2 separate regions of the Homo sapiens genome follow, and region 2 is linked to region 1. A link is a loop called in an ENCODE intact Hi-C map of the cell type or tissue named here. Cell type or tissue: heart right ventricle. All regions are shown on one strand.

Region 1 (8,000 bases):
AGTGACTCCTAACGGGTGCAGGGTACATACAGGGCTTCTTTCTGGGGTCATGAAAATGTTCTGGAATTAGTACTGATGGTTGTATAATCTTGCGAAAAATACTAAAAGTTACTCTATGGTATACTTTTAAAGTATACAATAGAGTCGTTTTTATGAATTTTATGGTATGTGAATTGTACAAAAAAAGGGCGGGGGGGGCAAAACCCTAAATCAGCAACCTAATTCCTAACCCATTTGCTCTTGCTCTGCCCACAGCCCGAGGTGGTGGGGTCTCACCCACTCCCTGGTGTCTCTCGCCTGATCCAGGGGAGAGGAGGAGCACGGTGAGGAGATCTGTGTCTCTTTACATCACTTTGCCCCCTCGCCCCCATGCTGCCCATCCCACCCAGGTCTGTCTGCACAGGGGGACAGAGGCACACACCTCTGGGCGGCCAACACTGGTGGCCACGTGCAGCAGGGGAGGAAAGTGAGGAGAAAGTGTGATCCAGCGGGGCGGCTGGGGCCAGGCCAGCACTCGGCAAGATCCCTGTGCCATGGGGACAAACTGATTCATGCTGGGTATCCGGCAGGTACCTACTTCCCTGTCAGAACAGAGGCCTGGAAAAAGCCACCGAGAGGCCTGGCCTGTGCAAGGTTGTCTCCACCCTTCGAGTGGCTCCAGGGCCAGAGGAGCAGGCTGTCCTCGCTCCCGGCCACAATGAATGCCCTCACTTGTCACCAGTCTCACCTCACAGGATACACACAAGGGAACTGAGACTTGGACAGTCACCTGCTCAAGGTAACAGCGAGTCCACCTCAAACCCAGCTCTGGTCCCCAAACCTGAGCCTGCTGATAACACTACACAGGGTGCTGTGGTCAGACAGTCCTGACATCCAATCCTGACCCTGGACCAGTTAACTTCAACCACACAATGCTCCCTCTCCAGACAGCTGCTGAGCAGCTGCTGTGGGCTAGTCCTGTGCTGGGTATAAGAGACACAAGGCCAGACAGGTCAGGCTCTGCCTTCAGTGAGGTCATGGACTCCCGGAGGAGTCAGGTGGTGAGCATTTACTGATAATACAGGGCGGGTGCCAGGGACCCAGTGATGATGCCTGGGGGGGAGCCAGGAGGCTCTGGAAGTAGTTGAGCATGAGTTGGCCAAGGGAGTAAGAAGGGAGAGAATGGCATTCAAAGTATTCTCTTACCTAGCATAAGCCATTCATGGACGCAGAACCACGTGGCACATTCCAGGAAACTAGGCTTTGGGGCCAGCTCCAGAGTGGGGAATGGGGCCAGAGGTGAGGGTATGGCCAGAAATCAGGCCAAAGTGGTAGGCAGGGCCAGATCTTCAAGAGCTCATGACACAAGGCCAGGTGCGGTGGCTCACGCCTGTAATCCCAGCACTTTGGGAGACCGAGGCAGGCAGATCACCTGACGTCAGGAATTCAAGACCAGCCTGGCCAACATGGTGAAACCCCCTCTCTCCTAAAAATACAAAAATTAGTTGGTATGGTGCTGCGAATCTGTAATCCTAGCTACTCGGGAGGCTGAGGCAGGAGAATTGCTTGAGCAGAGGCTGTAGTGAGCTGAGATCGCACTACTTCACTCCGGTCTGGGCAATAGAGTGAGACTCTGTCTCAAAAACAAAACAAAACAAAAAAACAAAACCATAAACCAAAAAAGAGCTCATGACACAAAGAAGTCTGAACTTCATTTTGCAGAGGATGGGAGCCTCAGTTTCCCTATATGCGCAATGGAGATTTGACCTTGCCAGGCTGTTGTGAAGATTACAAGAGATACTTGATGTGCAAAGCACGAAAAGCGGGCACACAAGAAAGGCTGGCTCACCACTTCCATTCCAAGATTTCTGGTCCCACAGCTGAGCTGTTCCCTGGCCCAGGCTTAGTGACTGAGCATGGACAGCAGTGCCCACACCAAGGGCTTCCAACCCCGCTTTCTCCCCTGCAGAGAATGTGCTTAGCCCACCTCAGTACTACTGCCTCCCACCCCACTGCAGAGCACAGCCAGCAAAGCTGCATATTTTACATTTTCAATTCTCTTATTTTAGAAAGTTTAACACCAAATGGCAAATGAATGCAAATTACACTTCAATTGCACAATTAAAGCCGGAAATGTTGTCTACAGGTTCGTTCAGTAATCCCAGCCACTCCTCTTGTGCTTACATATCATAGGATTTGTCTCTGGTCCCCAGAGGCTGGCAAAAAGCCCACAGCCCTGCCTGAGACAACACTGTGTGCGCTTGTGCGCACAGACACACACACACAGCACCCCTCCAGCACTTTAAATAAAGCAGGACCCCGAAACAGCATCCCCATCCCCATCTTCCCTCAGTCTCCTAGAGGTGAGGAGAAGGGGCCACCAAGATGGAGGGCAAGGAATGGCTTGAGGTGGGGCCTGGGGTGTGGGGAGCCGGCTGATACCCGGCTTCTGTGCCCCTCCAGTCCGGCTGCTGCTTCGCTCCCAGTTGCTAGCAAACCTGACTCAGCCCAGGGGGTGACCTTGAGGCTCTGGAGCACCAATCTCGATGCACACCTTGGCCAGGACTCTGCCTCTGCCTGGGGTGGAAGAGAGGCCCTGGTGAGAGGAAGGCCCTGGGAGGCAACCTCAACAGGGGGCCTGGGTCCCAGCAACAGAGACTGTGGGGAGCTGCTCTTCCAGCTGCACCTGGCTTTGAGCCTCTGTGCTGGGCCAGAGTTTTGGTGCTCTAGCCACCTGGAGACCCTGCAACCCTTGGTGTATAGGTAGAAACCTCTGGAGGAGAAGGCGATCTCAGTGGCCTGGCTTACTGTGAGCCCCTCTCAAGGCCTGGAGGAAAGGCCCGAGAGCTAAAGACACGCTTCTAGGCCACTCCTGCCTCAGCTTCCAGGAAAACAGACCTAGTCCTCCTTCCAGTGAGCAGGCTGGCTGGGCCTGTAGTCCTGGCTCTGACGATGAGAAAAGGCTCAAAGAAAGCGGGAGGAAGCCACACCAATTAGTATGCGCTACACAGCTTTTTTGCAAAATGAATATAAAACACTTGTGCTTTCTTTTTGTGTGAGAGAAAGAAGGGAGGAAAGAGAGGGAGGGAGGAAGGACAAGAAAGCAATATTCTGCAGGAGCAGGAGCGCCTGCCGTTACCATGGTGACAGGCGGGGGTGGGGAAGGCCCATCAGCTGGCCCCTGGTTTCGGAGTGGAGTGAGCTGGCCATTGGTGGAGTGAAAGGGTCAGGGTTGGTGGCACCTGGGTGTGGGCAGCATCTCACAAAGCAGCTCTGGAGGGGGTGCTCAGGGCGAGGGGAGAGGGCTTTTTGCCTTCCACGGTGGTGACTTTACACCAGCAAAGGGCATATTTCAATGTGGGAGGAGGGTGAGTGTCTGGGTGGGGCCACCACAGGCTGTCGCCCCAGTGCATTCTAGCAGGTGAAGTCTAGTCTCTCTGGGATGGTGGCTGCTCCTTCTCTTCTCTGACTGGTCCATCCAGGCCCTCACTGTCCCAACACCTGGTCCCAGACCAGCCCTAGGAGACCTCGGTGTGGAAAGCTCCCAGCTCTCACTCTCCCCAGGGTGCCGCGGCAGCTCCTTTACCATCCTGGGAACAGCTGGGGACTGGACACCAGATTTGCAAGGTCAAGTGTCGAGGCTGGGAGGCTCGTTCTCACCTCCCACCAAGATTCCCGAACATAAAGTCCCAGGGCGAGGCACTCAGTCTCAACTGAATAAATACTTGCTGACCTGCAGCGTTGGACAGGAAATGGAAGATGGATGGCTCTGAGCAGCTCCTGCCAAGGAGGATGGACGGAGAGGCCGCCCACTTCACTCTACCCACTTATCCTTAAGAAACTTGGTCAAACGTTCACACAGGCCATTGGTCGGCTGATGAGCCCTAGGAGTCAACTGACTCAGCCTTCTAGCTACTGAAGAGGGAACCCTTCTTGTGTTGACAGGAAATCCCCAAGCTGGGCCCTCTCCAGGCCTGGCCAGGAAGAAGCTGCAAGAATGTTTCCAACGGACACACTTGGTACTGGCGGGGAGAGGTGAACTCAGGCTAAAGGCCTTGGAAGCTGAGGTCTGGCCAGTGCAGGCCACTGCCAAAGGCTATCTGATGCCTCTGCCTGGAGCGGTCAGGTCGCAGGGCCTTGCCTGAAATCTGGGTCAGGTCCAGCAGCTACTTCTTCTGAGGTGGAGCTGATGTGAAGTACACAGGCCCCGAGGGCAGGTATTCCTGGAAAACCTTGGGGTCTTCTGCTCCCCTCCAAGCAGGAGCCTGGCCCCTTCCTTCGTGAGGGGTGCAGCCTGGCTGGCCAAGCCTCTTCAGTCCCTGACCACATATGGAATGGCTCTTGTTGCCCTGGTTTAGGGGCATTAGCCAGAGAGCACACCCTAGGAAGCCGGGCTGCTGTACCCAGGAAGGGTCCCCTGGGGGAGCCATGGGAAGGACAGTAGGGCTTCCACTGCTGAGAGCATGGAAGAAGGCATTGGCACCAGCTGGCACCGGGGCCAGAGGCCTCCGCCCTGGACACAAAGTAAACATGAGCTGCAGAAGGCAGCAATCGGGCCCTGGCCCTGGCCTGGGAAAGGGGTGGCATCCTGAGAAACGCCCTGGTCTGCACGGGGTCACAGCAGCCCTGCCTTCTGCAACAAGGAAGGAAAGTGTTGCCTAAAAGAACGCTTAGCTTTGGTGGTGGGAAAGGAGCACTACTTAGGCCTAGACCCATTTTATTTCCCATTGAGAAAACTGCCTTGATAGAAAACGTTTTGTCTTAGTAAACCAAAAGCAACCTAAAAAAAAATCATAAATCTTAGTTTGTGTTGCGTGACTTTGAACACAAACCCTGGGGGATGAGGACAGCATTCTGTGTTTAAACATTTTGCCACCTTTCCTTCAGTGTCCAGCACTGTGCCACATATGCCAGAGGCCAGCGCCTAACGCTGACTGTTAGGTTCCACTGATTAACAGTGACAGCACCATTAGTGCCAGCACTGGGTCTGGCAGCTGAGAACACTCTAGCGGCCATTCCTCTTAGGGTAAAGGAGAAAAGAAAGGCCAGCCTCAGGTAAGACACCTTTGAGACCAGATCCCTGACCTCCGTCTTCTCTCCCACCCATTCCAAGGTCTCCCCTCCTTCCAGCTGATTCCAGCCATTGCTCACTTGCACCATCCTGGGCCCTGACCCAGAGGGTACACTCTCAGGGTTATAAATTCTCTCCATGAGCTGGGCAGGGAACGGGGTGGTGCCTGCTGCACTGAGAGCAGCACGAGAGTGGTGCCCACTCATACCCGCTATGGCTCTGTCACCAGGAGATAAGCCTAGGGGCCACGGCAGCCAGGAGAAGGCTCCTGCCTCCCTCCAGGGCCCCGCTTCATTGTGGTTTACTTGCAAGCTACGCACAGTCCCCGAGCGAAGGATGCAGGCTCTACCCCATAGGCCTCGCTTCCAATCTGCTGTGGGAGGGCCCAATGCAGCAGGACAGGCCCCAGATGTGGGGCACGTCCAAGGAGATGAGCTCCTCATCCAACCAAACTCCTCTATTTGTTCACTTTCTCAGAGGACGCTTCTGAGCACCTACTGTGGGCTGAATGGACTGTCCTCACAGAACTCCCAGCTAACAGGCCACGATGGAGAGGGATTAGAGCTAGGAGAGGGTCTGAGTGGACGGGGGGACATAAAGACACAGAGGGAACCTGGCCCAGCCTTGATGTGCAGGAGGAGGGGGTGTGTGTGTGTGTGTGTGTGTGTGTGTGTGTGTGTCAGACAGATGGACAGATAAACAAGGCTTCATGGAGCATATAAGTGAGATCTGGCCCAAGTTACTTAACTTCTCCAGTTTCCTCTTAGGGGAAATGGGGAAAATGACAGAACCTACCCTCACAGGGTTGTCTGATCGTGAAGATGAACTAAGATCACTCACAAGGGGCAGAGCACAGGGTGTGGAACAGAGCAAGCCAGTGTGAAAATGGTGGGTCTCATTAGCAGTGGGGGGACGGTCCCAGTCCTCTACATCTCTGGGCTCACCTGGGCTCACCCAGGCTCACCCAAGCTCCTGCCAGTCTGTGGGCCTTGTGACTTGCCAACAGGGAGGTGCCTGGGAAATCCAGCTGATTCAGCCTTGGCCATCTCCAGAGGAGGAAAAATCAACACATGACTTGCAAGAAATTTTGGCTTCTGAGGACGCAGGAACGCTAAGTGGGGTGAAAACCGGGGGCCCTGGCTTGGCTGCCTCGCCTAGGGCTGCATGGAGAGGGCACCAGGGCTGAGAGCTGGGGGTATATGGCCTACAGTCTCTAAGCAAGATCTCACGCTGGTCTGTATCTGTGCTCCCAGAGATGTGCACCAAACCCACTGGGAAGCATGTGAAAAATACCAGCCCCTGGGCACCCGGGCTCTGCTTGAGGGACGACTGAGGAAGGCCGGGAGTGAGGCCCAAGCAGCTGGATTTTAAAAGCTCCAGGGAATTCTGGTGACAGTCCTGGTTTAGATGGCTCTGCTGTGTGGCTTGAGCCGGGGCTGGATAGTGTGCTCAGTCCTGCAGGCAACTCGCCCTGCAGCTTGGCTCTAGGAGGTGTGAGTGAGAGCGCCCATTCCTGCCTCAGGGAAAGGCTGGCTGGGCTGGCTCCTCTTTGTGGGGTTCCTCCTACCCCAGAGGCCCTGCCGCTGGGAGAGCCGCCTCCCTTTCCACCATGCTTCTCAGCCCAACCTCTGCCTTCACCAGGAGCTAGGCAGCACCCTCCTGGCCCCCAATCCATTCATACCAGTTACTGTGCCCAGCTCTGGGTCCTCACTGGTCCATCTGCCCAGGGCAAGGAACATGGAGAGGTAAATACTCAAACCCTCCTGGCACACAGTCCTGTCTTCCCTGCAAGGAGGTGGCAAGGCTGGCCGCAGTTACTCTGGGTCCCCCTGTGCTCTGGGGTGGCTGCTGTGGGCACTGACACCACAAGGTGGGAACATCTGGAAGAATGAGGGGTGGGTAGAGGCCCTCTCAGTGGGTACAGTTCTGGGACTGTTACCTTGCCATTCCCCTCTCTTCCCTAGCAACGATTTGCCGCCAAGCCTCATTTTAGAAGACCACAGTCCTCTCTGAACCCCCAGCAGTGGCTGCTGGTACCTCTGCTGGGCCTGGGACCTAGCTGTCCCCGAGGAGGAAGGCTCAGGGCCGTGGCTGGAGTCTAGCTGCTTTGCTGGCTGGCGGTGGCCCTTCTCCCTGGCACATGACTCCCTCTCACTTGTTCTCAGAAGCCCCCAAAAGAAGCTGCAGGGACAGCCGCGGGGAGAGGGGACAGAGGGCAGTGTCCCCTGCCCACGGCAGGGCCAGGGGAGGGTGCCTCAGGAAGAGGGTCCCCGGGCCATCAGTGCCCACCCAGCTCCTCTCCCCTGCAGGCTGGGCTCTTGCAAGAGGAGTCAAGTTCTTTGGGCACCGACACGGCACCCCTCCATTCTCTGGGCTGAGGCCGTATCTTACTGCGTGATCTGATTTTAAAGATATCTGTGGAATTGAGGTGGGGGTGGAGGGGTGTTTTTGTTTGTTTTGGAGAGTGGATGGAATGAAAATTGGAGGGAAGTGAACACTGAGGCAAGAATCTGAGGAGGAAAAACAAGTACTGTTCTTATGGAAGACTGTCCGCTTCTGAGCAGGCAGCATTAGTATTCCAGGGAGTGGAGTCAGGACCACACAGATTCAGGGCTGGAAGGGATCTCAGACCATCCAGTCCAACCCCAGTACCCTGGGAAGAAAACCGAGGTGAGGCGGTGTCATGTGACCTGCCTGGTCCCGTGGAGAGCCGGGCAGCGTGGGGGCAGAGGCTGGCCCTCCTGATCTGCACCCAGGCGGCTTCTACACCACCCTGCAGCAGGCCTGGCCACCGGCCTCAGCGCTTCTGGGAGAAGGTCAGCCAGGTGGAAGATGGAGAGGGCTTCTGGACTGAGCCCTGGAGGGGGGCTAGGGGCCACCAGGTCAGTGAGCAGCCAGGGACAGCCCATGGGGCCTGGGAAGGAAGGTGCAGGAGAATGAGGTCAAAGTT
Region 2 (8,000 bases), 420 kb before region 1:
GATTGCACCACTGTACTCCAGCCTGGGCGACAGAATGAGATTCTGTCTCAAAAAAAAAAAAGTGTTAGAGGTTTGGTTGAGTTTTATGGATCTCTGAAACAAATGTGACCTTATGAAAATCAAGTCTGCATACAGTGTCCTAATGCCAACTTGAGGCCAGTTCTGAAAAGTAAATAATACAGTGAAACTTATTGGGAGATAATCATTTAAAATTTTGCAATTTGTATTCGAATTAGAAGGGTAGAGAATTCTGAATTTTTTTTTTTTTTTTTTTTTTGAGACAGAGTCTCAGTCTGTCTCCGGGCTGGAGTGCAGTGGCGCGATCTCGGCTCACTGCAACCTCCGCCTCCTGGGTTCAAGCGATTCTCCTGCCCCAGCCTCCCAAATAGCTGAGATTACATGAGCCCACCACCACACCCAGCTAATTTTTGTATTTTTAGTAGAGATGGGGTTTCGCCATGTTGGCCAGGCTGGTCTCGAACTCCTGACCTCAGGTGATCCGCCTGCCTCAGCCTTCCAAAATGCTGGGATTACAGGCATGAGCCACCGTGCCCGGCCCTTTTAGTTATTTTTAAATGTACAATATATTGTTGACTGTAGTCACCACATTGTGCTATCAAATGCTAGATCTTACTTATTTTAATTGTATTTTTGTACCCATTACCTTTTCAGCATTTTTGTCTGTTTTTATGTCCATTAAATGCTATAGTGATATCCTAACCTTTCCTTAATATATTAATGCAAACAGCAAAACATTTGCATTAAAATATATAATAGGTTTAGAATTTCTCAGAGAGAAGAGCTGGCTTTGCCTTTGAAATACCCATGGAGGCCGGGCACGGTGGCTCATGCCTGTAATCCCAGCACTTTGGGAGGCCGAGGCAGGTGGATCACCAGGTCAGGAGTTCAAGACCAGCCTGGCCAAGAGAGTGAAACCCACCTCTACTAAAAATACAAAAAAAAAAAAAATTAGCCAGGTGCAGTGGCAGGTGCCTGTAATCCTAGATACTTGGGAGGCTGAGGCAGGAGAATCGCTTGAACCTGGGCGGCAGAGGTTGCAGTGAGTCGAGATCATGCCATTGCACTCCAGCCTGGGCAACAGAGTGAGACTCTGTCTCAAAAAAAAAAAAAAAAAAAAAGAAAGAAAGAAATACCCACACATGGAAAACATCTTGGGGTCTCCACAGTGGAAAGAGGCCAGAAGATCAGTGAGCAGATTGTCATTGGCACCCCTGGGACTGTGCTGGACTGGTGCTCCAAGCTCAAGTTCATTGATCCCAAGAAAATCAAGGTGTTTGTTCTGGATGAGGCTGATGTCATGATAGCCACTCAGGGCCACCAAGATCAGAGCATCCGCATCCAGAGGTAGGGATCTCGAGGGTGGGGGACTCCTCAGATTCCCCATCTGCAGTGTCTTCTCCCTTCACTTCAGATGCCTCCTCTGGCTTCTGCCTGGGTCTTGGCTCTCGTACTCTCAGCAGCATTTGTTTGACGGGCCACTTCCGTGTCAGCGCTGGCCACAGTCCCTCCCAGCCTGGGTTGAGAAAGGAGACCTAGGGACTCTCCCCCAACCCCTGTCCCCATCCCAGGCCTGCTGCTCCTCCTCCCCAAGACGCTCCTCTCCCATCAGCCTTCCTGGGCATCTAGACCCTCCCAGCTGGGAAGGCTGTGCTTCTGTCGCTTCCCGGGGCCACCTGGGGCCACCTACCAGGGCCTTCCCTTGCAGGATGCTGCCCAGGAACTGCCAGATGCTGCTTTTCTCCGCCACCTTTGAAGACTCTGTGTGGAAGTTTGCCCAGAAAGTGGTCCCAGACCCAAACGTTATCAAACTGAAGCGTGAGGAAGAGACCCTGGACACCATCAAGCAGTACTATGTCCTGTGCAGCAGCAGAGACGAGAAGTTCCAGGCCTTGTGTAACCTCTACGGGGCCATCACCATTGCTCAAGCCATGATCTTCTGCCATGTGAGTAGCAGTGGCAGTGGCAGGCCTGGCCCTTCCCTCTCAGCCAGCTCCCCACAGGGCTCAGGAGGACTGGATGCCCCTGGGTGCCATGGGAAGAAACGAAGTGGTTTGTTCTCCTAAGGTTTTAGTGAGTCGTAAGAGGGAGACTTTGATTCCACTTCTTAGTGATTACTTGGAGAAAACCCCAAGTAACAGCCAATGAAATAATTTTTAGATTTTTAAGAATATAAGCTGGGCGGCTGGCACGGTGGCTCATGCCTGTAATCCCTGCACTTTGGGAGGCCAAGGCGGGTGGATCACCTGAGGTCAGGAGACCAAGACCAGCCTGGCCAACATGGTGAAACCCCATCTCTACTAAAAATACAAAAAATTAGCCGTGCGTGGTGGTGTGCACCTGTAATCCCAGCTACTCAGGAGGCTGAAGCAGGAGAATCGCTTGAACCCGGGAGGTGGAGGTTGCAGTGAGCTGTGATTGCTCCATTGCACTCCAGCCTGGGTAACAAGAGCGAAACTCTGTCTCAATACAAAAACAAACAAACAAACAAAAAACCAACAACAAAAAAAGAGTATAAGCTGGGCAAGTACCTGTAGTCCCAGCTACTCAAGAGGCTGAGGTTGGAGGATCGCTTGAGCCCAGGAGTTCAGACCAGCATGGGCAACATAGTGAGACCTCATCATTAAAAATATATATATGGCTGGGCACAGTGGCTCACGCCTGTAATCCCAGCCTTTTGAGAGGCTGAGGTGGGGGGATCTTCTTGAGCCCAGGAGTTCAAGACCAGCTTGCACAACATAGCAAGACCCCATCTCTACAAAAATTTTAAAAATTAGCCAGGCGTGGTGGTGCATGCCTGTGGTCCCAGCTGCTTGGGAGGCTCAGATGGGAGGATTGATTGAGCCCAGGAGGTTGAGACTGCAGTGAGCTGTGACTGTGCACTCCAGAGTGGGCAAGAGAATGAGATCCTGTCTCAAAAAATTTAAATTTAAAATAAAATTTTAAAATATATATGTTGTTTGTTTGTTTTTGAGATAAGGTCTTGCTCTATCATTCAGGCCAGAATACAGTGGCATGGTCATAGCTCACTGCAGCCTTGGCTCTTGTTACTAGGGCTACAGGTATGTGCCCCATGCATGTCAGCCTAATTTTTATTTTTATTTTTGTAGAGGTGGGGTCTTGCTATGTTGTCCAGGCTGGTCTCAAACTCCTGGCCTCAAGCAATCTTCCAGCCTCAGCCTCCCAAAGCCTAAGACTACAGGCACGAGCCACCATATCTGGCAAGAACATAGACTATTTAGGAATGAAGATCTTTGGCTAAAGCCACACTCTTCCTAGATACAAAAGTAACAGCAGTTACATAACTTATCTAAAAAGAAAAAAATCATATGACTAAAATTCTATTTGAAAGAAAAATTTTTTTTTGAGATGGGTTCTTGCCATGTTGTGCAGGCCAGCCTCGAACACTTGGGCTCAAGTGTGTAGCTTGGACTACAGGTGTGTACTACCATGCTTCATTGAGAAATTTTAAGCCTAACCTCCTAACTGGATTTAGCAGGGCCTTCATGTATTTTAATCGTGGCAAGCCACTTTTTAGCAGTTGTCTTCCTTTTGTTTTTAACAGGTCTCTTCATAAAAAACAATTCTTTTCACTACAGACTCGCAAAACAGCTAGTTGGCTGGCAGCAGAGCTCTCAAAAGAAGGCCACCAGGTGGCTCTGCTGAGTGGGGAGATGATGGTGGAACAGAGGGCTGCAGTGATTGAGCGCTTCCGAGAGGGCAAAGAGAAGGTTTTGGTGACCACCAACGTGTGTGCCCGCGGTGAGCAGAGGACGTGTCCCACCTGGTCTGCCAGGCTTGGGGTCCCAGGCCCAGTTAGAGCCAGAAATCCTTGTACACAGGGAAGTCGGATGGTCTCAGGGAGATGGGTGGGGTTGGTGACACTATTCCTTTCTAGGAGAGACTGTTTGGATTTCCCTCAGGTGATAAGAACTCCCACAGAAGCCAGGAGTCCTGACTTGGTGGAAGGAAATGTACAGGCATCTGACTGGTAGAGAACAGAGCCTGCTCTTCCAGGGATGCCCATCTCCAGAACATTGTGTCTCCCAGAGGCTTACTGACTGATTTCATAATTTTGTTGGCACCTGCCAAAGTTTTGTTCTTTTCCTCCAGGTTCTGCTGTATGCCTGTATGTGCCCTCTCTTGTACCCAATTCCCAGAGTTGGCCTGTCCCAAATGTATTTATTTATTTTTTTGAGACAGAGTCTTGCTCAATGGCCCAGGCTGGAGTGCAGTGGCACAATCTCAGCTCACTGTAACCTCCGCCTCTCAGGTTTAAGTGATTCTCCCGCCTCAGCCTCCCGAGTAGCTGGGATTACAGGCGCCTGCCACCAAGCCCAGCTAATTTTTGTATTTTCAGTACAGATAGGGTTTTGCAGTGTTGGCCAGGCTAGTCTTGAACTCTTGACCTCAGATGATCTGCCTGCCTCGGCCTCCCAAAGTGCTGGGATTACCGGTATGAGCCACCGCACTCGGCCCCCCAAATTCTTTCCCTTTACCCGAAGTTGGTATGCATTGACTTACCTGTGGACAACAGTGATTTTTGTCTCCTGTCCTTACTTCTCTCTGTCTCCAACTCTCAGGGACTCATTCATCACCTCTCCCTGCACCCCACCCCCTGACCCGTGCTAGTTTGGTATCTATGCCTGTAGCTTTGCTTTGGGGCATCATCTGAATCTCATACTGCACGGCCTTTCAGATCTGGCTTCCTGCACTCAATGTCATGCACGTCTCTTAGTGCCGTGTTCCCTTAATGCTGAGTCATGCTCCATTGTATGGATGGACCACATGACTGATTTGCCTCCTGTCCTTAGTCCTCTCAGCCTCCAACTCTCCTTCCTGCAGGCATTGATGTTGAACAAGTGTCTGTCGTCATCAACTTTGATCTTCCCGTGGACAAGGACGGGAATCCTGACAATGAGACCTACCTGCACCGGATCGGGCGCACGGGCCGCTTTGGCAAGAGGGGCCTGGCAGTGAACATGGTGGACAGCAAGCACAGCATGAACATCCTGAACAGAATCCAGGAGCATTTTAGTGAGTCCCGGGGAGGGTCCTGTGCCTGGCGCCCTTTGCTAAGTAGGGCGGGGTGGTGAAAGGGGTAGGATCTTCTGTAGCCCCAAGAGAGGCTCTGTCCCTAGCACACTCCCCTCCTTTCTGACCATATGGCAGTTCTCAGGGAGCACACCTGGAGACTTCAGGACCCAGGGACTCCAAGAACAGCTCCCCTGTGACTGGGCTTCGGGGCGTGGGGCTCTGACTGTTGCTGTCAGTGACTAGGGGCCCTGCTGCCCCCTGCTTAGGCACCCGGAGCCTTTGGGGCTGAATGAATGATTGCTGTGGCCCAAGATGGGGCACATTCCTGGGCAGGGTAGAGACCTGTGTATCTTTCCCCCAGATAAGAAGATAGAAAGATTGGACACAGATGATTTGGACGAGATTGAGAAAATAGCCAACTGAGAAGCTCCACCAGCCACTGATGCCAGCCCTGGCACTGCCCCTGCACAGGAGACAAGTGCGTTCAGGGCACAGGCCCCGACATCACCCCAAGGACAACGGCACAAGTAGAGAGAAACTACCTACCTCACTTCAAATTATGTTTGGACTTGACAAAAATGTATGCAAATGATGGGGGATGGTAGAAAAAAATTATTTACACAACCTTGGAAGATTAGGCATGAATACACAGAGATTTACCTTTTGGAAGTTTCATCTTTTAATTTGGCCAGTGTTTCCTTCATGCTAATCTAGATGCTGTGGCTGATTACTTGCCCAGGATCTCCTGTGGCAGCCTCTGCTTGTTCTCTGGCTTGGAGTGGATGGGGCAGCCTCCAGCTCCTGTGGAAGTAATGGAATAGTGGTGGAAAGGGAACACAGAGAGGGAGGCTTCCAGTAAGATAGGTGTGTAAGCCCAGCCATCATGTTTGGAATGGCATGAGGCAGCAGAGGAGGCCTGAGAGCTGCTGCTTTGGACTTGGGGGTGGGACAGCTCATCTGAGTATTGCCAGCCCCCTGTCCTAGTGCCCACAGCAGAAGGGAATTTGTTAAATAAGCATGGACCAAAATGCCAACCTCTCGGTTGTGTATATGGGTTTGTGTCACAGGACTGTGACCTGTTCTCGGTGGGTGCAGTCTGTGTAGAGTGCACATCTGATTATTGGTGGGTCCTGTGCCTGTGCTTAAGCAAGTCCTGTGGAGAAGTCATCATGGAGAATTAGTGGTGGCCCTAGCGTGCCACAAAACCTGGTCTCATGAGCATTTGCAACATCCCTTTTACATCCTTAATATCCCCTTACCCCACAGTAGCCCCAAACAAATGTGATCTGAGGTTTAGATCCTCAGTGAAAATTGTGGTTTCAAGTCTTCATGGCCAGCCTCAAGGCAGTTCTAGATGTGATCAGCAGTAGTCACAAATTCTTGTTTTGTCTCCACACCCAGAAGGCAAGTTTTGTCAGAGCTGGGGAATAATTTCAGATATTTGACATCTTGATTATAAAGGGCTTCTGAACATCTGTGTTTACTGCCTTTGGAATACAAACAGGTGCAACTGAGGGACTAGCTACACTACCACCATTTATCTGTCCAAGGCAAGAGTATCACCAAGGCCTTTGCTCCAGCCTTACTTGGCATCTTTGCGCAAGATAGTCAGAGCAAACAATAGTAATGGACACTTCTCACACCTGGCCAAGGCTGTTGGTACCCACGAAATGACAGCAAAGATGAGAGGAAACTGAATTGCAAGAGCAATATGAAACCCCAACCAAGAGGAGTACTCTGCAGTTCTTTGGCTTTGGTATAGAGTGGCCACTTTCTCTAGGACCTGGAAGAAGAGTTTGATGGCTAAGAACGATTGTGATCCTAGGTCTTCTTTGTACGCATCTCCGTATTTAGGCCAGATCTGCCTCCTGGGAAGGGAAGGGGCCAATGTCAGCCTCCAGGTGATTTCTTTAATCTGACATTACAAAGAGACCAACAGACTGCCAATTCTACCACATTCCCCTGGTGGGTACTCGACTATGTAGTTTTCTCTATGCTTCTGGTCAACTCTGACACATCTTGGAATTCTTGTAATAAGAAAAGAAATTTTTATACTTTTTTCTCCTTCCCTGAGTCCTGTGGACCAACCCTGAAATACTAAAAACAAGGGCAATAATTAAAGAAGTATAGACTCTTTAGTAGGCCACAGGCAGAGCAGACTCCCACCTTCTCAAGCACATACAACCTCTCTACTGGTGTAGCCCCAAGTGTGAGAAGGAAAGTGGGAAGCGGGGTGCTGCAGACTCTTTGACAGCAGGAGGAATGGGAATCTGGTAGAAGTATAGGTCAACAGTTCTTTTTTTTTTTTTTTGGAAACGGAGTCTCACTCTGTTGCCCAGGCTGGAGTGCCGTGGCACGACCTCGGCTCACTGTAACCTCTGCCTCCCAGGTTCAAGCGATTCTCCTGCCTCGGCCTCCTAGGACTACAGGTGCACGCCACCGCACCCAGCTAATTTTTGTATTTTTAGTAGAGATGGGGGTTTCACCATGTTGGCCAGGCTGGTCTTGAACTCCTGACCTCAAGTGATCCACCCACCTTGGCCTCCCAAAGTGCCAGGATTACAGGCGTGAGCCACCGCGCCCAGCCAACAGTTATTAATCAGGGGTCTTGGACCTCTAAGAATTCACTGGATGGGTTTCATGGAGTCTACGAAGTATATATACAGTAGTTTGAGTTTAAATGTATTTTCCTGGCTGGGTGCAGTGGCTCATGCCTGTAATACCAGCACTTTGGTAGGCCTAGGTGGGCGGATCACCTGAGATCGGGAGTTCGAGACCAGCCTGACCCACATGAAGAAACCCTATCTCTATTAAAAATACAAAATTAGCTGGGCTTGGTGGTGCATGCCTATAATCCCAGTTACTTTGGAAGGCCGAACCTGGGAGGTGGAGGTTGCGGTGAGCTGAGATTGCGCTGTTGCACTCCAGCCTGGGCAACGAGAGCA

The links. A loop is a pair of places that touch in the nucleus more often than their neighbours do. Peaks named below come from ENCODE experiments on the same cell type or tissue, not always from the same donor. Only the 100,000 strongest peaks of a DNase experiment are listed, where the experiment ranks them.
Region 2: it touches region 1 in a loop (4-fold over the local background); 2 of 110 quality-filtered maps call a loop at or near these places.

The regions. Positions count from the first base shown.
Region 1 is chr16:70,747,318-70,755,317 of GRCh38, forward strand. The region is part of intron 12 of VAC14 (VAC14 component of PIKFYVE complex); the gene reads right to left. VAC14-AS1 (VAC14 antisense RNA 1) reads left to right here and starts at 7,778. Exons shown (of 6, transcript NR_034083.3): 1 at 7,778-7,932. RefSeq lists enhancers at 1-630, 3,407-4,086, 7,295-7,935, 7,936-8,000. In heart right ventricle, no CTCF peak of the experiment used is centred here; DNase peaks (open chromatin) are centred at 3,196 and 3,834; H3K27ac peaks cover 4,192 bases.
Region 2 is chr16:70,328,105-70,336,104 of GRCh38, forward strand. It overlaps DDX19B (DEAD-box helicase 19B), which reads left to right. Exons shown (of 12, transcript NM_007242.7): 8 at 1,188-1,365; 9 at 1,727-1,964; 10 at 3,618-3,780; 11 at 4,864-5,055; 12 at 5,417-7,201. The coding sequence ends at 5,478. DDX19A-DT (DDX19A divergent transcript) reads right to left here. Exons shown (of 5, transcript NR_039997.1): 3 at 5,716-5,856. Among named protein-coding and RNA genes, the nearest start is that of DDX19A-DT, 15 kb to the right of the region's middle. RefSeq lists an enhancer at 4,476-5,675. In heart right ventricle, a CTCF peak has its summit at 3,642 (motif pointing right); no DNase peak of the experiment used is centred here.